Regions from separate parts of the Mus musculus genome. Here all the other regions are linked to region 1. A link is a loop called in an ENCODE intact Hi-C map of the cell type or tissue named here. Cell type or tissue: heart. All regions are shown on one strand.

Region 1 (8,000 bases):
AGACAACAGATTACACAGACAGGCCTGGCTTCAGAAGCTTCATGAATAATTGATCCTGCAAAAGGTGGGTGGAGCTGCTTCTAATGAGAGTCCTGCTCAGTCATTGGGAACCCAGGCCAGCAGCTCCAAAGAAGGCCCACTGCCTACTTGGCAAGGCTACCCTACCGAGATCCCTGCTGCCTACTATAGACGAGGGATTTGTAAGCTTGTGGGAAGTCCACCAGCCATGCACTGTTCAGCACAGCGTGAGCAAACAGAGCAGAGAGAATTGGTGCTGTTGTTGCTTCTATCTCCCCTGAAGACAACGGATCACATGACAGATAACAGATGGGTAACACAGCCACATCCCGCTTAAAAGAGAGAGAGTCCTCTCCGGCCTCCCGCAGGGGTGGAGATAGGGAGGATGATTGGGTAGAGTAGGAGAAATAAAGTTTTATTTTTTTTCTTCACTGTACCGGACGTTCACTTTAGGGCAGTGGTTCCTGTCTTTCCTAATGCCTTGAATACAGTTCCTCATGTTCTGGTGATAAAATTATTTTCACTGCTACTTCGTACCTGTAATTTTGCCGCTGTTATCAATCTCATAATGCAAAACATCGGATATGCAGGATGTATTTTCATAGTTACCCACGGGTTGAGAGCCACCTCCCTAGGGCCTTGCATATGCTAGTAAGCCCTCTACTATTGGACTCAGTCTGTCTGCCTGCCTAGGTTTAATTCCCAGCACCAAATAAACCAAGCATGGTGATGCATACTTGTTTGGAACCAAAGATGAGCACTGGGTACCTGAAATCTCACATAGGATTCTCTGCCTCTCCTTGCAGTCAGACCCCCATGACTGATCGTTCTCCCTAATTTCCCACACCCAACCCATCTTACAAGTCCTATGGGCTCCACTCCTAAAATGGACTTGCAAACTATCACGCTCTCCCAGTCACCTTACTTCCAACCTAGTCTAAGTCAGCAGCTTCTCTCTCCATAGACAGCTGCCACAGACCGGTTCTTACTGCTATGTCATCTAACTCTCCCACCCAAACATATCAGGCAGGTCTCTTTCTGCTTACTGTGTGGACCGCTGACCTAGCAGCTGCCGGGAGCACTTCAGTACAAATCCATTGAAGTTCAATTCGACATTCTGCTCTTTGATCCATTGAAGCCAACGTTTTAGTGCCTGGGATCCACATGGAGAAGGTACACAGATTTTAAAACGTTGACTGTGGCGGGAAGTTCTGGACCATGCATAAGGCCCATTTGGTGACTTGACTTGCCTTTAAAATGAAGCCTAAGTCTCTTAGGGATATAGAAGCCTACCTATGATCTTACCTCCTGCTCCCCACACCGACCTCATCTCCTAATTTAGCTGTTCCTCAAATAGCTACTTTCTGAAGCCTCTTTCTTGTTCTCTATCTCATCTGCTATAGCCCTAGCCCACTGCCCTAGCTGTGGCCCTAGCCCACTGTCACCTTGTCCAGGCTAGCCCTTCCCCAACTTTTGCCTTATTCTCTGCTGACCCAGCTCTGCCTGCCTTCTCTTTCAGTCTGTTTGTCTTTTGTGCTCGCTCTCTCTCTCTCTCTCTCTCTCTCTCTCTCTCTCTCTCTTACACACACACACATCTCTGCTGGCTGTGCTTCTTCTGGGCCATACATATATCCCAATTTGTCCACTACTTGCTGACAAATAATCTGAAAGCTTGCAAAGTTAAGACCTAGCAGAAACAAACTCTGGAAGGATGAGATAGACTGTAGTATGGATGATCCTTACGCCTCTCCTTACCCTGTCCTGCTAGTGAAGGACAGATGATGAGAACGCGCTATAGGAAAGGAGAGGAAGGGAGAGGAGAGAGGCTCTGTGCAGAAAAGAACCAGAAGCTTAGTGTTAGCCAGGGTGGTCCTGAGGATGAAAGGCTTTCCTTGGCTGTCTGACGGGGGGGGGGGGGGGGGACCACTATCTGGCTGTGCCCTTGTACTCAACGAGCACTTTGCTATGTCAAGAGAACAGAGCCTGCAAAACCCAACGGACAGCTTCTGAGTTTTAAAAGCAAATTTATTTATTTATAAAATATTAAAAGCTAGCATGCGGGCGCATAAACATAGTCCCAGCTGCTCAGGAGGCCGCAGCCAGAAGTGGATCACTTGAGTCCAGAAGTATGGGCCCTCATCTCAAAATAAATGAACGGTTGAGTACATGGAAAATATTTACAGGAGAGGGAGAGGGAGGAGTGTGGTTCAGTGGCAAAGCGGATGCTGAGCGTGTTAACAGGTCCCGGGGTTCCAACTCCCAGCACCTCACACACCAAAAACTCTGCACAAATTATCATATGGATGAATGGCAGCACCCTCTCCCACCAAAGTACTAATTGCTGTTCCACACATTAATGGTTATATGGGCCCTACCAAGCCTACTGGGAACTTAAGGACCCAGTCAACAGGGGGGGGGGGGGAGAAGAAGAAGAATGTAGTCTTTGGAAGAGTCTCCTTTTTTCAGATGGCCAGGAAATAGGGTTCCAGAGGCCTGAGCTCTTCTCGTCTCGCCTGCCTGGCTCACTTATTGAATGAGCCCATCAGATCATTATGGGCGGCAGCTAGTATTGATTGTGACCCTGTGAGGTCACGGCTTTGGCTTTTTTTTCTCTCCGTTCTCTCTCCCCTCCCTCTCTCTCTCCTCTGTCTCTTTCCTCCCTGTATCTGTGTGTCACTGTCCCTGTTTGTCTCTGTGCTCTGTCTCCATCTCTCTTCTGTCTCTCTCCTGTCTCTGTGTCTCTCTGCCCCAGTCCCCTCCGCCACCCCCCCCTCCCCGTGTGTGTGTTATCTGTCTGTGTCTTTCTCCTTTTTATGTACTGTTAGGGATTAATCCATGTCTTACCAAATAAGACCTCTACCATTGAGCCACGCCCCCAGCGAGGATCAGGCTTTTTAACTTGCTCATTCTACCAAGGAAGTACTTCACTGTTGTGCTTCTGGGATGCCTGCTCTCTCTCTCTCTCTCTCTCTCTCTCTCTCTCTCTCTCTCTCTCTCTCTCTCTCTCTCTCTCTCTCTCTCTCTCTCTCTCTCTTTGTTTTTGTTTCAAAGCTCAGAAGTCAAGTCACCAGCAAAACTATTTCTTCTCTGCAATTGCGTTGTTTACTGCCTGCTGGGCAAGAGGTAGGCGGGGAAGGAAGGAACAAGAGATTAAAAATGTCTACAGAGGGCAGCAGCGAGCTGCACAGCGCTCACAGAGTTCCTGAGCGGGGCTCCAAAGACTCGCCAGCCCTACCAACGTTAACACAAACTGAACCCTACTAGGTGCAGACAACAGGCTGGATGGAAGCGAGTTCCAGGGCCGGAAAGAGAATCCCGGCCTAAGTCAGGGAGGCCCTGCTGATCTGGCTGCTGGCGCTGGGCTCTAATTCTCTAGAAAAGCATGATAACAGTTTATAACCAAGGAAATAACAGTTGTGGAAGCAGGTGTTCTGGTTTTATCTCAGAGCTCGGGGAAACTGAGGCACGGAGATGGGAGAAGTGGTCAAAATTGAAGCTGTTCTTCAGCTGCCAAATCCTATTGCCTTTCACCTCACCCAGCAGGCTGGCCTGGGTTTCATTTTGTATTCTGGAGAGTTCCTGCAGAGAGCATCTCTGCTAAGTGCCTCAGATCCCTAAGCTTCGTTGGGAGCCATTAAAGATTTCCTGTCTTCCACCAGCTCTGTTGCTGAGAAGGAGGTGTGCGATCCTTTCACAGAAAGAAAAAGACCCCGAAAATACTACATTGGCCTCCAGAGGTCAAAAGTCATTACTCAGGAAGGGAGATACGTTGACCGAACAGATGGGGAGACATTCCTAAGTTATCATTCAGTGTAAGGAGTCCGGTGACAACTGAGTGGCCATTGTGAAGCTTCATCACCCACCTCCAGCACCAGAGGTTCACTGGCTAGCACCCGGGCTGTTGGCTTGCACCGTTGACCTGCCCCGGTTGATTTCTCAATAGTTTGGGCCCTGCTGGGTGTTCATTGGTGCGGTCAGCACCGAGGTTGGTGGATGCAGAAAAGAGGAAACAGGCATGAGAGTCTCCGTGGTGAAAGGATCGCTTCGAATCACCCGGTCTGGGGCGCCTCTGTGTACAGAAGGGGATCAGACCGGTTAGCAGCCGTCCCGGGTCCGATTTAAGGACCCAACGCTCTTCCCGCGGCGCGGCCCCTTTAAGAGGCGCGCCCAGCCCCGTCAGCCGCTCCGCGGCCACCGCCCCCCGGTCCTCCCCTTCCTGCAGCGCTGAGTGCGGGCCGGGGCGGGAGTGCGGCGAGAGCTGGCCGTGTCGAGCGGAGCGCCTGCCCGGAAAGCTGCGGAGCGGGGCGGGGCGGCGCGGGAACCGGAGGCGAGGAGCCCGCGGGGCTGCGGCCGTGGGCCGGCGGTGGGCCTGCTCTGCGGAGGACGGCTCCCGCCGCCGCCGCGCGCGCTGCGGAGCCCCGCACACAATAGCGGCGTGCGCAACCCCGCGCCCTTCCCCCCGCCCGCGCGCGCCCCCCACCCCCAGCCGCCGCCGCCGAGCCTCCCACCTCACCTGCGGCCCCCGGGGGCGGGCATTGTTCGCCGCCGCATCCGCGGGGCCATGGGAGCCACCGGGCTCCCCAGCCCGGGCCCGGTGAGAACGCCGCGCCGCCGCTGAGCCGGACTCCGGGCGCGCAGCTCGGCGGCGCAGGTGAGCCGGCCGCGCCATGGTGGACTCGGTGGGCTTCGCCGAGGCGTGGAGGGCGCAGTTCCCGGACTCGGAGCCGCCGCGCATGGAGCTGCGCTCGGTGGGTGACATCGAGCAGGAGCTGGAGCGCTGCAAGGCCTCCATTAGGCGCTTGGAGCAGGAGGTGAACCAGGAGCGCTTCCGCATGATCTACCTGCAGACGCTGCTGGCCAAGGAGAAGAAGAGCTACGATCGGCAGCGCTGGGGCTTCCGCCGTGCAGCGCAGCCCCCCGACGGCGCCGCCGAGCCCCGAGCGTCCGCCCCGCGCCCGCCGCCCGCGCCCGCCGACGGCGCAGACCCGGCGCCCGTCGAGGAGTCCGAGGCGCGGCCGGACGGAGAGGGGTCACCGAGTAAGGGGCGGTCAGCGTCCGCCCGCAGGCCAGCGGCTGCTGCATCGGCGGACCGGGACGACCGAGGGCCCCCCACCAGCGTGGCGGCGCTCAGATCCAACTTCGAGAAGATCCGCAAGGGACCTGCCCAGCCCGGCTCTGCCGACGCCGAGAAGCCCTTCTACGTGAACGTCGAGTTCCACCACGAGCGCGGCCTGGTGAAGGTCAACGACAAAGAGGTGTCCGACCGAATCAGTTCCCTGGGCAGCCAGGCCATGCAAATGGAGCGCAAGAAGTCCCAGCAGAGCGCCGGGCAGGGCCTGGGGGAAGCACCCAGACCCCATTACCGTGGGCGCTCCTCGGAAAGCAGTTGCGGCCTTGACGGTGACTATGAGGATGCAGAGTTGAATCCCCGCTTCCTGAAGGACAACCTAATAAATGCCAACGGCGGCAACAGGCCCCCTTGGCCGCCCCTGGAGTACCAACCCTACCAGAGCATCTATGTCGGAGGCATGATGGTGGAAGGGGAGGGCAAGAGCCCTCTCCTGCGAAGCCAGAGCACTTCAGAGCAGGAGAAACGCCTAACCTGGCCTCGCAGGTCCTACTCGCCTCGGAGTTTCGAGGACAGCGGAGGTGGCTACACGCCGGACTGCAGCTCCAACGAGAACCTCACCTCCAGCGAGGAGGACTTTTCCTCTGGCCAGTCCAGCCGCGTGTCACCAAGCCCCACCACCTACCGCATGTTCCGGGACAAGAGCCGCTCACCCTCGCAGAATTCGCAGCAGTCCTTTGACAGCAGCAGCCCCCCGACGCCACAGTGCCAGAAGCGGCACCGGCAGTGCCAGGTTGTGGTGTCTGAGGCTACCATCGTGGGTGTCCGCAAGACTGGGCAGATCTGGCCCAGTGATGGGGACAGCACCTTTCAAGGGGAAGCAGGTGAGTGCCTTGTGTGGGCATACTTGGACCTGTTCTGGACTCTTGAAGTAGATTGGCATGGGAGAAAATGGGTACTTTTTGGAGTGATTTTCAAGTGCTTTTGTGCCTCTTTGGCCCTGCGCCTGAACTGACTCCACCCCCTTCTTCCTGAAGGGGAATGGATGGGGGTGGGGGAATAGAAGGGAATGGCTGGTGGTGTGCTCTCTTGGGTCTAGATCTAGAGCAAGGTGGGTTTTGCGGAAGTATTGGGAAAGAGATGGCCACGTGCCCTCTCCAAGCTGGACCACAAAGTCGGTCATCTCTGCCACCTGGATTAACTCCTTGAGTGGGGCGCGGGGGGGGGGTGTGTGAGGGGGAGAAGGTGATCTGTGCAGGCTCTCCACAACCCGCCACCTGGTTGTTCTGGTCTTGGAGTGGTAATATGACACGTTGGGGGAACCCAAGATGTGCAAGCTGCCTGAGGGCTTAGATGTGTCAGATTCACTTGTCAGCCAGTGAGCAGGTGAGGAAAGGAAGCAGAAGTTGTGACTCAGTGGGCTACTGAAAAGCAAGAGGTTGAAGATCTTACGTGAGGTAATCCCACACCATCCTGACTGATTTGGCTTGGACAGGTCTTACCCATCATTACTCACCTGTAGACTCCTCCATCAACTGCCACTGAATTTTGTCTGTCGTTCTTTTTCAAACCCAGTGCTGTGCCAGTTCAAGGCATTCTTACACCTCTGAGTTAGGTCTCCAGACCCCACCTTCTTTTCTGGTCTTCCAGCGTGCTCTTGCCCCACTTCATTTTCTCAAGGGTGAGCTTTCAACAGGTTCTTTTTCTATTTTTTATTTTTTTCCAAGACGGGTTTTTGTGTGTGTGTGTGTGTAGCCCTGGCTGTCCTGGAACTCACTTTGTAGACCAGGCTGGCCTCTAACACAGAAATCCACCTGCCTCTGCCTCCCAAGTGCTGGGATTAAAGTGTGCCACCACTGACCAGTTTATTCAACAGGTTCTTGTTTGAGTCTCCTAATCTATGGTCTGACTCTAGCGCTAAGATAAACCATAACTTCTCGGCTGCACACAGCCACCGTTGGGTGTGTGGGGTAATGGGAAGAGGTTATGGGTTCAAGGTCCAGGCTGAATTTTCAATCGGAGTGAGGTGGGAGGGGTGCCGGCAGGCATAGGACTTGGGGGTGTACAGCTGTCAGGAATCTCTTGGCGTCTTTGCCTCTGTTGATTTGAGCTGATCTGGTCTTTTGCTTCACTGATTTTTCCCCCCCTCTTGCTGATGGAGTTGCACGTGCTTCATTTGTCAGAATCCTCTTGATAAAAAGCGAGGCTATTTTTGGCGCTATTAAGCTGCCTTTCTGTGCCCAGCACCCTGTCCTGTTCAGCAGCCTCCCGCTGCTGATCTTCCTTCCATCTGGGTTGATGCTGTGTGTAGCTGGACCTACCTGCCTCTACCCTGGGCCAGCTGCGTTCCTTGTCTCGGAGGAAGGGATGAGGAGCTGTGAGAGTCAGACATTTGCTCTGGAGGCACAGCAGCCAGCTCCTCTCAGGTCTGGAGGACTGCCCAGTGATTACTGGGCACCAGCCACATCCAGCCAGCTGTTTTTGAGGTGAACTCATCTGAGCTGGCTTTTGGTGCTCTAGTGATTGGGGGCATTTCTCATAAAGAGCACGGAGAGGCTTCCACGGAGACCAGTCTGATATTCTCTTGCCGGTAGGGAGTTCTAAGTTTCCAGAAAGTGGGGCCTAGCCTTTCCTATACCTACCGTAGAAATGACCATGCTGCCAGCCACATAATCAAACGTAGTGCAAGTCTGAGTAGGTAAAAGCAGGATGAGAAGGAGGTGGGCCCTGAGAGGGAGACAGGTTAGCTTCCCAACCAATGGCGTGCAAGGTCATTTCTTTTATTATATTTTTTTCTTTTTTGGTTTTTCGAGACAGGGTTTCTCTGTGTAGCCCTGGCTGTCCCAGAACTCACTCTGTAGACCGGGCTGGCCTCGAGCTCAGAAATCCACCTGCCTCTGCCTCCCAAGTGCTG
Region 2 (8,000 bases), 71 kb after region 1:
ATCTTGGCTCTGGTGACTGACACACCCTTGGCTTTCTGATGTCTCTTCTTAGGTTCCTTAGGGAATGTGGTGGATTTGAGGCCAGAAACACCCTTCACTGCTGCCTAAGATTCTTCTGCCTCCCAAACCCTGGTTTGCTCCCTGCTGCCAACCTGGTACCTTTTGGGCTGTTGAGCATTAAGAGAACTTCCCTGGGGATTCCATGGCAACACACAAGCTAGGTGGAGCTTCGGGATTTCAGGGGTTCTCTGTGAGCATCCACCCCAAGGAGTTAGGTGTTGAATTGGGGTGGGGCAGAGACCTGGCACCCCTTACCGTGGCAGCAGCAAGAAGACCTCAGGTGGCTTTGTTGAGACAGTGTCTACGAATAGAGCCAGTTCTGTGTGCTGGGATCACCCCTTCTGGAGGACTGGTTTACCTGTGAATGTTGGGCCCTGTGCAAATTGGGCTTACAAGCCATTGCAATCTGGGCTCTGGGACAGTATCTAGCCTATAACTTAGAGAGCCCTGATACTATTCAAACTAGAAGAGAGCCCCTGATCAACAGCTGTGCTGACTTTGAACGCTGCACCCTCATTGGTCAGTGAACTCCCCTGGGAAGAGTCTTTAAAGACCTACTAATGGACCAGCCTCAGCTCACCTGTGGACTTGGTAACATTTGTTACTTTGTTACCATGAGTCTAGTTTGTTTCTACTATTCTTAGTTGCCTGTCTCTTAACTTAAGGTTCGGCATTGGTGACATTTGTTGCTTTGTTACCATGAGTCCAGTTTGTTTCTATCCATCATTAGTTTCCTGTCTCTGAACTCAGACATAAGTTAGGCATAAGGGCTTCTTGCTACCTCTTAGTCAGCTTTCAGCTGCCCTTTACCTGCAGCTTTGTCCTAGGAGGAACCTCCCTGCCTGTAGGGCCCTGATTACAAAAGGCTGAGCGTGCAGCTTGGGTTGTAAACAGCCAGTGCCCGCTCTGTCCTCTGCTCTCTTCTCTCTTGCTGCTTGTGGGATGCCTTCAGCACTGTTCTGATCCCCAAGATTCTCTAAGAAGACTCCTCATGTCTTGTCTCCATCAAGCCCAGCACCATCCCAGGGCCAGGTGGCCTTACCCTCGGAATAAGGGAAACTGGATTGGGTATCCTCTGCTTGCACAGTGTTTCCTCCTAGCTTTCCAAACTGTGTGGGTGGAATGAGGTACCACGCTTCCACCAGACGCTCCCATCTATGCAGGCAGCAGCATCTTAGGCTGGGCAGGGACACCGCCGGTTCGGCTGACCTCCCAGCGCCCCACTATCTCCCTGGAGCTCACGGTAGCAAGATTGTTCTTAGAAAAGAAGGAGGACTACATGTTGGGGGCGGCTGCCACTGTCAAAGGCCTGCCATCTCCCTAACCCCTTCCCTTGCGTGGGATAGGTGCATCATATAGTCACAGTGGGAGGCGTGTGCAGAGAGAAACGGAGGCTGCTTCTCTGATCACCTGTCATCACACTGGGCCAAGAAGTGAACACCACTCCATCAGATCTTGAATATCTGGGCACCAGGGGCAGTATCCTATCAAACTTGAGTGGCACAATAGGATTTTCCCATCTCCCTGCCTTTAGGGAGCTCAGCTGACAGTCCTGGATTTCTGGGATCTGCTTGCTTCCCAGCTAAATCACTGAGACACTGAAGGAACCCTTGGGGTTTCTTTCATAAAGATGAGTCCCCAAACTAAGACCTAGCCAGGTCTTTGAGATTTGATGATGAGTCTTAATTGAGCACTGTGTGTTCCAAGCACGGGAAGTTTCAAGTTCAGGCACAGCTATGCCCTGGAGGCTCCTATCTGTGGAAGGCACTGTCTGGTGTTACCTGCACGGACCCATCTGGGTGGGTTATTTCCCTGGAGTGGTGGCTGCCACCTACACACATTTGCATTGTCACAGCTTAGGCATGGGCACACACACACACACGCCATGTATCATGTACCAGTGGCAATGGGGTACAAGCCCTAGGGATCCAGGCAGGACAACAGACAGTTTATGTCAAGGTGATAAAGTCCTGTGGCCAGAGGCTCCCTGGACAACCCTGGTTCTGCAACTCTGACCCTGAATCCTGACTCTGGGCTCTTCTTGATGAACCTGCAGTCTATACCATGAAATATTTCCCTCTTTCAGATTAGGGAGCTGAAAGGACCAGCAGAGTTATTAAGACACAAGGTCCATAGTGGGGTCCTAATGTCCAACTGCAGAGCGTCCCCGAGGCCTGAGCTATCCTCAGTCAGGTCCTTCCTTGAACCCAGTCAGTGTCACTAGGGGTTCTACAAGCCCTAGGTACTATGCAGAGACATTTGTGGGCATCCTATGTGGGAAGTAGAGGCCGGGGATTTGGATGTGGTAGAGCATAGGATTGCCTACTAGCTCTCAGGAGAGAACCTCTCAGCTGCAAATGTCAGCATTGCTCACATTTTTCATCTAATGATTTAGGAAAATGAGTCATGGAGAGGGGCAGAGAGGTCAACACTCCTGTTTTAATCAGGAGGTGGAGTAATAGGGCTGTTTAGAGTTGGCTCTTGGGCTAGGAAACTAGAACAGGAGTGGGCGGGACCTTTAAACATCACAAAACCCTCCGTGGATGCAGGCTCCTCCCCTAACTGGCATCTGCCTCTGCCTGTAGGTGGGGCATATTGGCCGGGTGCCACACAATGGTTGGTTCCATGGGCATGGCCAACCTCTGACATCACTCGTGGCTGGGGAGAGAAGCAGGGAGTGGCCAGGAAATCAGGCAGCGCTTTCTGTTGCCTTTGGCACCACCACCACTATTGGACTGCTAGGCGTGCCATAACAGAGCACCGCAAGCTGCTCCAGTTAAACAGCAAAAATGGACTGTCTCAGAGCTGGGGCTGCAAGGCTGACGTCTAGTTGTTGGGTTGTTTTGTTTGTTTTGTTTTTAAAAATATTTATCTTTTAATATATGGGAGTACCCTGTGGCTGTCTTCAGACACACCAAAAGAGAGGGCATTGGATCCCATGACAGATGGTTGTGAGCCACCGTGCAGTTGCTGGGAATTGAACTCAGGACCTCTGGAAGAGGAGTCAGTACTCTTAACCGCTGAGCCATCTCTCCAGCCCTGAGGTCTAGTTGTTACAGGGGTGTTTTCTTCTGAGTCCTCTCTCCCGAACCTATGAATGAATAGCTATACATAACTACTCTTGGATCAAACGTCTTCTCTGTGTGACAGACACATAGTCCAGCCCTTATGGAATGCTGGCTTAGAATCCGCCCCCTGTCTTCATTTCAGCTTCTCTTAATTCAGTCACATCCTCAGGCTATTGGGCCTTAGGACGTAGGAACGGGGGGGGGGGGGGGGGGGGGGGGGGGGGAGGACATGACATGACATGGTGCAATCCACAGTGCCATCATAATCTGGTATCGGCTCATGGTCTCCCAGGTTATGCAGGCTGTGCCCCCCAACCATGTCAACAGCAGAGCTCCATTGTTTTTATCTGGGAAATTGATGGACTTAGGTACTTTGTCCAGAATCTACTTGTAAGAGGGTCCCTCCTACCAGTAAAAGAAAGCAGAATCAGGCAAAAGTCCTGAGCCTGGGGGCCACCCTACCCCTGTCCCAACAAGCAGGAGCCTATGACACACAGCTGCAGTGGTCACAGTCACAGGAAGGGCAGCATGCCGAGGGAGGAGGTGGTGTTACCTAGGGGCCTGGTTGGTCCAAGGTCCAGGGGGTAGGGACAGTCAGGGAATCCTGCTGAGGCACACATCAGGCAAGGAGCAGCAGACTTTTGCTGATAGCAGGAATCTGGATGGCCGGGCAGTAGGCTCTGATAGACCCCAGCTCACCCTTCTTGGAGCTACCTTTGGGCTTCCCATGTGCTACGCCTACTTTGGATCAGAGCCTCCTTTTCCTTCCATGTGTGGATCAAGACTCCTTGGTCCCAGGCACAAGGCAAGAAGGGGAGGAGGCCCTGTAGCCTGCTCAGCATGAAACTTCCCATTTCCTAGTTTGTGGGGGCCAAGGGAGGCCCTTGACTGGATGGCCCTCTAGACTTTAGTATCTAGCGACTACAGGTGCTTGGCTGAATGGGTGCCAGGGCTATTAGTACCTCCCTCTTCCTTCCTGGTAGGCTGTCTCTGGGGGGTTTGTCCTCAGAGGGAGCTGATGTCTCTGCTTCTGCCCTGCAGAGTGAGCTGGATCTGGAAAAGGGCCTGGAGATGAGAAAGTGGGTTTTGTCCGGAATCCTGGCCAGCGAGGAGACGTACCTGAGCCATCTGGAGGCCCTGCTGCTGGTGAGCGTACCCCGCTGGAATTCACCTCATACCTCAGTCTAGATCTGAACTCCTCTAGGGGCTGGGAGATACTAACCGAGGACCTCGATTGTCAAGATTTCCCTCTCTTTTTTTAATCTTTTTTTTCCAATTGGAATTTGAAAATGATAGAGATGACATGTAGTTTAGTGGGAAAGTACTAGTCTTTCTTAGCGTGCCCACGCTCCTACCTGCACCTGATTGCAACACCAAGGTAGGTAGGTAGGTAGGTAGGTAGGTAGGTAGGTAGATAGATAGATAGATAGATAGATAGATAGATAGATAGATAGATAGATGAAGGTAGGTAGGTAGGTGAATGAATGAATGAAGCCATTTCACCTGTGCCATCCTCCAGCCCATGAAGCCTCTGAAAGCCGCTGCCACCACCTCTCAGCCTGTGCTGACCAGCCAGCAGATTGAGACCATTTTCTTCAAAGTGCCTGAGCTCTACGAGATCCACAAGGAGTTCTACGATGGGCTGTTCCCCCGAGTGCAGCAGTGGAGCCACCAGCAGCGTGTAGGGGACCTCTTCCAGAAGCTGGTGAGTGGCTTGGAAAGGCTGGCGCTTGCGGCTGTGGCCGTAGCTGGCAAAGGACTAGGTTTGTCCCTTGGACATGTGTCACAGGGAGATAACTCAGGAGACAATCGGGAGAGCCTGGGGTGTGTCTGAGTACCTTTGGTGCCAAAGGGCAGGCCTCTGGGAGGGTGAGGTGGAGGGACACGTGGCCAGCCCAGCTGGAGTCCAGTAAGTGTGTTGTCCTGATCTTGGCTCCCTACAGTGTTGCTTGGCGTTCCCAGTGTCCACACAGATCAAGTTGCCTTTGGGACCAAAATGTTTTTGCTGCCCAGCTCAGCCAGACTTGGGCTCTTAGTGGAGAGGTGACTACACATGACAGACAGCACACTGGGACTTAGTTACAGGTCAGCCTCTGTATCTGCAGGTTTCCCATCTGCACATTGAACTATCCAAGTGTCGAAAAAGAATTATGCATGTGCTGCATATATGCGTTTCTTTGGTATTGTCCCCTCAACAATACAGCACAACAGCTATTTTCATAGTGATCACATTGGATTAGGCCTCGAGGTGATTCAAAGCTGGAGTCTGGGTGCGAGGTATATAAATGTCAGTTCAGCTGTTTGGGAAGCTGAAGCAATGAGTGTTTGAGCCCAGGAGTTTAGGGGACCAACCTAGGCCAACTTGGTAAATAAGAGAAGAAAGAGAGGGAGTGTGTGAAGCTAGGAACCTCCACAGAGAAGCTTGGATCAGGTGACAGCCACATGCTGTGAGCAAAGCTGCTTCCTACAGAGCTGGGTCCCACTGTGATCTGAAGGGGCAGATGGTGTGCCCAGGGGGCATACACCATCTTACCTGCACTGGGGCGGCCCTGTAAGGCAGGTACTGTTTTCAAAGAGATTGATTGTACCAGGAAGGTTAAATGAGTCCTTTGTTTATATATGCCATAAAGGGGTACATCTGCCTAGCATAAGGGGCCGTTAATCCAAAAGACAAGAGGAGTTAGACAGCAGGTTAGAATTTCTGTAAGTCCTCAGTAGATTAGAACTGATCAAAAATCTGCCAGGTACCCAGGGAGATGTTAGTACAGGGTAGGAAGAGGAAAAGAGGGGGTTCCTGGCAGAACTGCCCAGCAGAGAGGTTACCCCTCCTAGAAAAGCCACAGGAAGTTAATGCTGGCCCTGGTCTGTTTCTGAAGATGGCTGATCCTAATTCCTAGATTGTTGGTGCTTCTTATACACACACACACACACACACACACACACACACTCACACTCACACTCACACTCACACACTTTGCTTGTAACCTTCTCCTCATACAGAAAATAAGTTCTTCAGGCTTGATAGTGATCCAAAGGCGGAGTCCCTGTAAGTGCAGGGTTCCTGAAGATGACCCATAGCTACATACCTTATTGAGTACCATACATCCAGATATCGTGTGACAAAATTTTTCCTGGGGAGACACACACACATGCACACACACGCCCTACTCACCCTATTTGCCTCACTTGTTCCAGATAGAGATCCCACAACAAACCAAAGTATAGATATCACCAAAGTCCATCTTGGTGAACCAGGGAGTTTTATAGGGGTGACTAACAAGAGTCTGGTTGAGGAGCAGAAATGACTCAATGACAGCTGCATCACCAAAGCCAGCCCAGCACAGGTAAGAGCTCACAAAAGCTAAGAACCTGGAACACACTGTCCAGTGTTCCCAGAGTGTCCTTTTAGGGTACCTCAGTTGCTCTAAACCTCTTCCAGGCAGCTTGTCTGTTTTCTGATTTTTTTCCAGGCAGCTGCTCTGTGTCTGGTCTCAAAAACAGTCTTTGCAGCTTGGCTTGTCTGAGAGAAGAAACTCAGCTTTTATTGTTTACTTTGGCAGAAGGGGGCCTAGTGAATCTGGTCAGTTTCAGGGACTTCCTGAATCTGTTTTGAGTTGTTTACCTTCCTACTCCAGGAACTCTGTGCAGAATGGAATGTTTCAATCTTGAGTAAAGGATTATGTAGCAGGAGGCCACTGGCCCCAGTCCAGGGTGTGGCTGTCCTCTTGGCTCTCCTTATCTCTCTGGTCTCTTCTCCCTTTCTCTTCTTGCCATGTGTCAATAAGTTTAAACCTTGCAGAGCAGACTCAACCAGAAGCCTTCAGAAAAGCAAAGAGTAGTGCTGATTTGGGGGAGGGGCGGCACACCCAGCACTCTCCCTAAAATAGTATTTGGAAACCACTCAGGGACTTTTCTTTCCCAGTCTTCTAAAACTCAGGGATGCTGGAACATAATGGTTTCTGTGTTGCTCTTCAGCTGTCTGCATGTATGAGATGCTGCAGGGGAGTTAATCCCCATTCCGTCTGCTGAGCATCTCATGTGTTTGATTAGTTGGTTGGTTGGTTGGCTGGTTGGTTGGTTTTTCGAGACAGGGTTTCTCTGTGTAGCCCTGGCTGTCCTCGAACTCACTTTGTAGACCAGGCTGTCCTCGAACTCAGAAATCCGCCTGCCTCTGCCTCCCGAGTGCTAGGATTAAAGGCATGCACCACCACGCCCGGCTTATCTCATGTGTTTTTAACCTGAGCTGAGTGCTGAGGACTTCCCAGGACAGACAGCCTTACTCTCCACCCTTTCCGACGACAGCAAGGCTAGCCCAGAATCCCCTCGGGAGTCCTAGGACCCAAGGAGTTCTCTGTACCTATTCCATTGTTGGCACCTGTTCTAGAGCCCTGGACTCTTGAGTTATTGCAACTGTGCCCATTTCCTGTAGTTCATTCTCAGTGTATGAGGTTTTGTTTGTAGTTGAAATTCTCTCCCCCAATCCCTGTCTGATTCAAAATCCAGGCCTGTCCAGTGTTGCGTGTATTTGGCTATGATGTCTCTAGGCTCCTTCTATCTGTGTCAGTTCCTAGAACTGACGATTTCTGAAGGGGACAGGTTACTTTGACTTGGACAGATATTTCCTCCCGTCCTTTTGGTACAGAATGACTACCGTAGGGATCCGTGTCCATCCCACGGCATACTAATGACATACTGGCAATCTCCGTTTTTACTGTTATCATTCGGTTCCAGCGTTGGGTTGCCAAAAACGTAAGAATTAATTTTTTAGTATTTCTCATGCCTGGAAGAAGTAAGCCCTTAGGCAAGAGGAAAGAAAAGTCACAAAAGTGGTCCTCAGCTGAAATGCTCCAGACTCCTCCCAGAGAGGCCGTC
Region 3 (8,000 bases), 190 kb after region 1:
TATATTTTGACCATGATCACATTACCCTGTTGTCTACCTCCTGCTTCTCCCTTCCTCTTCTCAGCTAGTGTGTGCACTTGTGAGTTCTGCTAGGGTTACTTACAGGAATGTGGGTGGATTTTTTTTTTTTTAATTTGGGCTATTTATAGGCATATAGTTGAGTCACCTGTAGTTATCCTACTGATGAGAACACCTCTTCCCCCAACCAGTAGTACTTTATAAAGCTTCAAAGAGGGGCGGGGTAATTTTTCTTCTTGCCTGTAAGAAGTGTTTAAGTTTTCCAGACAATTCCAGAGTGACTTTGGAAGCTCCTTGTACTGTCCGTTGGGTACACTGGTACTGCCCTGTTTCCCATGCAGTTAGTCCTTGTGGTTTTGCTCATGGGCAGGAGTGACATCTTGTGGTAACTGGAGCATTAGCTAGGAAGATGTTAAATGATGAAGATCTTGGGGACAGAACATCACAAGTCATTCATTTTTCACATATGGATTTTAACTAGAAAATGACAAAAAACCAAGAGTAATTAAAAAAATTTATATAGCTTCTTTTACAATTTTTTAAGATGAAAAGTTCAAATGTACATTAGTATTAGAAGAATAATTATTACCTAGTGCTATTGTCTTTGTATGTATATGTTGAACTACTTAATACTAACCCTATGATGTTTAATTCTTAAATATTTAAATGTGATTCCTAAAAGAAGATTTTACTGAGCACTTCTAGCAAAATTATTCTTAGTTTTCTAGTATCAACTAATAGTTCATAATTAGATTTCTCTAGCTGTCATCAAAATGTTTCTTTATAGCACTGTTTACTCCCAGGTTTTAGTAACTCCTTTTTTATAGTCCTTCAGACTGATCCAGGACCTCATGCTAAGCAAGCTTTCTCCTAGCCTTAGATATTCATCTATTTGGGTTTTTATTTATCTTAGACCAGCTTTAAACTCATGACCCTTGTGCCTCTTAGTTTCTACAGTTATAAGATAATAAGTGTATACTATACCTCTCTCTCTTAAATAATAACCAGTGTCTAAACAAATTTTATACTTTATGTTAGATCTCTAGTGTTATATTGCAGTTACTTTTTCTCTGGAATTTGATGGCAGTTAATTTTTTTTTCTAGAAAATTCTCACATTTGGAGTTAACCCAGCAAATGATACATGAATTTTTGTTGTTTGAGAAAGCAAGATTTCTTCTGTGGAATATTTTAACAAGCTTAGAACCTCCTAGTCAGCTCCCAAAAAGGCCTTATAATTTCAATAGTAGTCGCTCCTCAGTCACCCCAAGATAAATTCCTGACCTTGGAATTGGTATGTAGGACTTTACAACCACTCCTGAGCTCAAGTATGTGGAGGAGAAGACAGATTGAAGGGACAAGTGGGAAACTGCAGAGAAATAAAAACTACAAAGCAGAACAAGTGTAAACGCCTTAGCATTTAAGGTAGAAAGGTGCCATGTAAACTCAGAACTTCGGTTCAGAACACGGCTTCAGACCCCCACGCCCTTCCTTTCCGTAAAAGAAGACTAGGGATGAAGTGTGAAGCCTCAGTGGTGCTAATGCTGAGAGTGCGAGTGGATGAGTAATTCTGAGTAACTTGTGAAGTGTAGAAAGCATAGTCAGAGGTGGGGGGAGTAAATCAGAACAGAAAAGCCTGCTGTCCAGGAGAACAGTGAGGCTCAGAGGAATGATGTTCCCAGCAGGCTCTGCGTGGAAGGGATCATGTTACCAGAACTGCCCGCTCAGGACTGGCCACTGGACTGAGGTCCCCCACGTACCTGTCTGCTTTGCTTATTTGCCTCTGAGCTCAGATTCTTGTGGATAAAGGAGTAGAATTGGATGCCAGGGTTCTTTGAATGACCTTGGTGTCAGAAAGGGAAGTGGATTGTGTCTCCAGAATGGTAGGCTACCGTGTGGTCTGGGAGAGAGAACCACATGGAGGGAAAAGTAAGTTAGACCCCGCTGTGAATTGGACACCCCTCCCAGCACTGGCTAGGGTCCAGTCCTCCTGTTAATGTGGCATTGCAGAGCCTTTACTAGTTGCTGTTCCAGAGAAGCCTGTGGGTGAACAGTGACACCTGCAGTTGCGGAGTGATGTCCCCGAGTTGAGTCTGGGGAGCTGGCTCAGTGGGTAAGAACTTACTCTGTAAATACGAGGTCCTGAATTTGAACCCCAGAAAAGAAAACAGAAAACTGGACATGGCTATGCATGCTTGAGAGAGCAGATTGGCTGGCCAGCCTAACTGAAGTAGCAAGCTTTGGTTCTGGGAGCGACCCTGTCTCAAGGGAATAAGAGAAAGGGCACACACACACACACACACACACACACACACACACACACGTTTTCATATTAAAAGTATATAAATAGGCAAATCAGAAAAAGTCAGATACTTGGCATGGAAAAGAAATAAAAAGAAAACAATGCCAGTATTCATTAAACATATGTGAAAGAATTAAAAGATTGATAGCAAGCAAGAAGAAGGAAGAATATTCTTATGTGCCATTAAGAAGAGTATGATTGCTGCATCTTTCTAAGGATGTTGATACAAAATTTTATTAAAAGAGTCAGCAGTTCACTTCAAGGAACCTGTCCTTAGTAACAGCATTGTAGGATTATAGATGTGCATATGGGCTTGTCGCAGAACTGCTTGTCACCACAAAACTTGGAAATAGTCTGTTATATTTTTTAAAGATATATTTTATTTTATGTGTATGAGGTTTGTGAGTGTGTGTGTGTGTATGTGTGTAAGTGCACTGTGTGTATCTTGTGCCCTGAGAGTTCGTAAAGGGGTGCAGAATCCCCTGGAACTGAGTTATGGATGGTTCTCAGCTGCCATGTTGGTTCTGGGAACAGGACCTGGATCCTCTGCAAGAGCATCCACTGCTCTTAACTAACTGCTAACCCATCTCTCTAGTCCCACAATCTACACTTTCAATAATTGTAATCTAGTACATAGCTTGTGTACACAGTGTGAGTTCCCGTTTTCATTGCCATTATGCCAGTGAGGATGGAATGGACAGAGCTCAGTACACTGGCTAGAAGATGAAATAAGCCAGCTGCAGTGCATGTCTGTACTTTAGAACCACTTAAAGCTTCAAATGTAACATGACATGAGAATGGCAGCCAGATACAGTGATCCTTTAAAATGCTGACTTCATTGTGCTGTTAAACCATAAGTGAACTGATAACCTTTCAAAACAAACAAACAAACAGACAGACAACCCAAGAAACTTAACAGTGTTCTTGAGGTATACCCTTCTAGTGTACACTGAATTAGCTTAGGTTGGTACTTGCAAAGGACCCTTCATCATTTCTACCTTTGGAACTTTCCTCCACATAATATCTGAACAGTTGTGTAATGACTTCGCTGTATTTTAAAGTTGGAAATTATGTTAAGTCTGTTAAAAGGAGATTTTGAAAACAAATTCTGATATGTTACTTTAATAAATTACTCTGGGGCCATCTAGATCCTACTACACATCTGGATTTACTGATAATGGAGTCCATTATTTGCTGCAGGCTTATGAAACAGTACAAATATAATCTCATTGTGCTTAATAAAGAAAAAAACCAGGCAGATGTGGTAGTGTATCTCTAGTCCCATGTAGTATGTTGCCGAGGTAGGAAGGATGTCTTGAGCCTCTGCAGGAATTTAAGGCTTGCCTGGGCAACACAGCAAGACCAAGTTCAAACAAAAACCCAAACCAAATGGTACACACTCACAAATCTAGAAGGATGTAAGTCAAATGCAAATCAAGGCAACCTTACTTCCTTACAACTTCTATCTTCATTGTTTTATTGTGAACATGTCTTACTTTTAGAATTAAGAAAAAAGTTATAGCCACATTTTTTGGAGAATGGGAGAATAAAGATTTGGACAAAATTAAAAAATAAAGTAAAACTCTATAGTTCATTTGAAAACCATTTGTATTTTCTCCCAGGTTCTGTACACATTGCCCATCTCTTGTGACAGATTATTTACTCTTGACTTTTCCTTTGCTCTGAAAATAATATTTAATTCATTTTCTGGGAAATGCTGGACCAGATGGAAGCAGCTGATGGTAGTACCCAGAGAGCTTTTGGGCTACAGGGATCTGGGTGAGTTTATTAAGTCTGCAAGAGGACCATAGCCAGAGCCTGAGCCCATGGTAACTGCCCAGTAATGTCTGCATGATTGTGGGCATATGAGAGCTAGCATGGCTTTCTCTTGGTTTGTCAGGGATAGGTCATTGGAAGAGAGACAGTTAAGAAGCCCATTACTAAGCAAGAAGGGCAGTTTCCAGAACTATTCAGAGGAAAGTTAGATGGAATAATAATGCAAGTGCAGTTTGTCAGATTTCTAGAATAAAAATAGTTCTGTAAAAAAAAAAAAAAATGGAGGTTTAATCTGTAATTTAAAAGCAAGGAGATAATAGTTCTTGTTTGTGATAGGATTTGAATTGAAGACAGTAGGTGGCAGTGTCGCTCACATAGGGAAACTGGAGAGGAAAGCAGCTCATTTGAAGATTCCTGAGTTGAGGTGATACTTCCTCCTTGTGTGGCCATAGGCTGTGCTAGTAGCAGTAGTCTTTACCAAAAACCCAAAGACCTTAGAAACCCCTCCAATCTCAGGAGAAGTGTGTTGCCATTTCTTAACTTTCTGTCTCAGAGGAAAAGTACGGCCGTGATCATAAAGTTGAAATCACGGCCCTAAAGACCTGCCTAGTACAATTTATGCTGTTTAAATATGTCCCTGTCTGCCAGCTTTCCTTTTATGTAAAAAGGAGTAATGACAGGCACTAATTCGTGTGCACACCAGTAGCAACACATGTTCTTGTTAAGAGGAGAGGTTGTGTGCCTTCTGTGGACATGAATGTGGAGGTTGATGGAGAAGAGACCAGAAGAACAAAGAGAGCTGAAGAAATTAGAATTTTATAACCAGTCTAAGATGGCCAGTGCAGTTAAATGTGCCACAAATCCCGGCACTTGGGAGGCAGAGGCAGGTGGATTTCTGAGTTTGAGGCAGGCCTGGTCTACAGAGTGAGTTCCAGGACAGCCAGGGTGATGCAGAGGAACCCTGTCTCGAAAAACAAACAAACAAAACAAAAAACAAACAAAAGTGCTACAAAGACTAAGATGCCATGGCCTAACAGCAAGTCCTAACACAATTGGCAGTCTGAGGAATTATGTCTTCCTTTACAAGTATGTATATATATGAATGAGAATATGAGTGAATGAGTGTTTTACCTGTGTGTGTATGTTTCTCAGATACCCTGGGGCTAGAGTTGTAGACAGTTGTTAGGTGCCGTGTGGGTATTGAGAATTGAACCTGGGCAGGTGAATTGTTGTGACTTTAAGGCCAACCTAGACTGTGTAGCAAGTTGCAGGCCACCAAGGGCTAAATGCATGTTGTATCAAAACAAAATAACAAAAACTCTTATACATGAGTAGACTGAATGTAAAGAAAAAGTGGAATTTCTAGTGTTCTCAGTTTTTGTCCTCATTCTTTGTATTTGAATGTCTGAACCCAGCCATGCCTGAGCTGACAAGGAGCCAGACCCACTGACTTCAGGGTTCCCCTGTTTGTGTTAGCAGAGAACAGGGCCATAGACTCGTCCTCTCATTGTGTGGACTTGCCTTTCGGACTGGGTGGTCTGTCCAGCTTAAGGGAGGCTTCTCACAGGGCAGCCTCCGAAGTTGGAGAGAAGTCACTCTGCTTCCCTCGCTCAACTTGCTTTTGGCACTGTGTCCAGTGGAGACATTAACTGCTGGCTGCTAGAATTAGACATCTATCTTGTTTTATCTCATTTTATCCAACATTCGAAAATATTATTGCTTCTAATAATAGTTTGTACTAATATCTTATAACTGAAGTTACTTTGTATCATTTTTAATATATCATGAGCTCATGAGAGAAGTGTTTGTCATGCGAGCCTGAGTTTAGTCCTGGAACCCATAGCGGAAGAGAAGAACCAACTTTGATGGTGTCCTCTGACCTCTTTACCTGTGCTCACTTAAGTGTACAATCAAGTAATCTCTCTCCCTCTCTCTTTCTCTCCTCTCTTTCTGTTTTACACACACACACAAATTGACTTTTAAAAAGCCGAATGTAGTGATCCACACTTTTAATCCCAGCATTGGGAGGCAGGTGGGTGGATCTCTGTGAGATCAAGACCAGGCTGACCTACATAGTGAGTTCCAGGACAGCTAGAGCTACATAGTGAGCAGAATGAGATCTTGTCTCAAAAACAAACAAAAGGGTTAAAAAATATGTATCATGACCCAGGATATGTTCAGTGGTTGAAAACCTATGTGTAGCATATGAGGTCCTGAATTTGAGAGTGATTTTCATTTTATGTATTTGTGGGAGAAGAGAAAGACTATGTTTGAGAATGGAGAGAACTATAGCATCAATAGGCAAAATCTTAGTACAGGATTATTTCCATACATAACTGCCTTTCCTGGTGCAGAACTGAGAAGTGATTTATTCCTGAGCTGTGAGAGTAATGAGTGTGACCGATGTCCAGCAGAGCAGTTACAACGTGATATGTTCCTGAGGCATTTCTCAGAACTTCTTACAAGCAGAGAATGTAATTTCCTATTGTATTTAGTGCTACTATTCCATAGATTAATTGGCAGCTCTCTGGATATTACAATCAATGTTAAAAATAATTTTACTGATTTCATGTTTCTGGAATTTATTCCAGTGTGAAAGGGGAGTTATGCTTGCACGGTTTAGAGTGATAACTTCTGTGATTAAAAGTTGACAATTTAATAGCAGTCAATGCTGTTTTGGTTGGCGTTGTGCCAATAATATGTATGTTTCCAACAATTGCTTCCAGTTTACTTAGGAAATGATGCAGAAACTGTAGTCTTGGATTGAATATTCTTTTCATGCTTTTAAGTTTTGTGATGAAAGTAAACAAGTTTCTGCATAGGGAAACGATTTAGATGATCATATTTTTATCACCTCTTTTTATGTCATTTCTTTTGAACATTTAAGATCATTAAGAACTTTAGGTTTAAAAAGAAATATTTAATCTTTGTGGTCTTTTCAGATACAGTTAAGAAACTCCAAGACCAAAAGCATGACATGGAAAGAGAAATCAAGACACTTCACAGGAGACTTCGGGTAGGATGAATCTTCATGTGCTGTCTCACTAGAAAACATGGTATTCTGACATTTGTACTGTTACTTTAGACTGTAGATAGGGTAGGATATCAGCCACACTGGACTGAAAGCAAGTGCCATTATTTTAAATTGGGACTGGCACTGCTTTTAAAGTAGGAGAATGTACTGGTAGTTATTTATGGAAAGATGTGTTTTAAAAATAAAGTTTATTAACTTTTGATTTTAAAATCACAGAGCAGGCTGTTTGTATGTGGGGTTTCTGTGTTCTCTGAGTTGGGTTGGCTGCCAGCATCCATGCTGCTAAGATGTGCAGGGACAGTGCTAATCATGGACCCTGAGTCCTGACCCAGTTGTTGGAGCTGCGGGTACCAGAAAATTGCTTTGAGAATGAGAGGGCTCAGGCAAGGCCCAGCTGTGGCTCTGGGGGAAGTGAAGCCCCTGGGGAGAGGTCTCCGCCCAGCCACACCCGTATCCTTCTGTCTGTGGGAAGCGGCAGAGTGCTCAGTTCCTTATGCCTCTTTGTATGACTGTGTCTGCCTACACTAAGTTCAGTTTTTCTTCTGGCTTCCTCTTCCTTTTCCTTTACTTTAGTTTTTTTTTTCCTGCTCGTTTTTGATGTCAGGATATTTATAGTTTTTTACTGTGTGGTTCACATACCATTTATATACCTTCTTGAGAGTTCCAGAGGTAAAGCTCTAAATTTTTGATGATATTTATTTTCATAACACTTGCTTTGAAACTTGCATGAGGAAGAGTAGCCTAAAATTTTTCCTCATTAATATTTATTGAGCACTCTGAATACTTAATGCCTCAGTAGGAGGATCAGATGGCAAATCTTCTCTCATTAAGAACAAGTTCACTGATAAAGAGTTGCTTTGTTTTAAAAATAG

The links. Hi-C counts contacts between places; a loop is a spot of excess contacts. Peaks named below come from ENCODE experiments on the same cell type or tissue, not always from the same donor. Only the 100,000 strongest peaks of a DNase experiment are listed, where the experiment ranks them.
Region 2: a loop joins it to region 1, with 2.7 times the contacts of the local background. A loop is called at or near these places in 4 of 42 quality-filtered maps.
Region 3: it touches region 1 in a loop (2.1-fold over the local background); 4 of 42 quality-filtered maps call a loop at or near these places.

Annotation. Positions count from the first base shown.
Region 1 is chr10:75,056,341-75,064,340 of GRCm38, forward strand. Bcr (BCR activator of RhoGEF and GTPase) reads left to right here and starts at 4,556. Exons shown (of 23, transcript NM_001081412.2): 1 at 4,556-5,970. The coding sequence starts at 4,686. In heart, a CTCF peak has its summit at 3,202; DNase peaks (open chromatin) are centred at 3,241, 4,231, 5,951, 7,361 and 1 weaker place; H3K4me3 peaks cover 4,424 bases; H3K27ac peaks cover 2,568 bases; H3K27me3 peaks cover 1,799 bases.
Region 2 is chr10:75,126,852-75,134,851 of GRCm38, forward strand. Bcr (BCR activator of RhoGEF and GTPase) reads left to right here. Exons shown (of 23, transcript NM_001081412.2): 3 at 4,170-4,274; 4 at 4,648-4,833. Among named protein-coding and RNA genes, the nearest start is that of Bcr, 70 kb to the left of the region's middle. In heart, no CTCF peak of the experiment used is centred here; DNase peaks (open chromatin) are centred at 2,690 and 5,000.
Region 3 is chr10:75,250,832-75,258,831 of GRCm38, forward strand. It overlaps Specc1l (sperm antigen with calponin homology and coiled-coil domains 1-like), which reads left to right. Exons shown (of 16, transcript NM_153406.3): 6 at 7,037-7,110. Among named protein-coding and RNA genes, the nearest start is that of Specc1l, 43 kb to the left of the region's middle. In heart, CTCF peaks have their summits at 407 (motif pointing left) and 4,450 (motif pointing right); a DNase peak (open chromatin) is centred at 7,560; H3K27ac peaks cover 1,041 bases.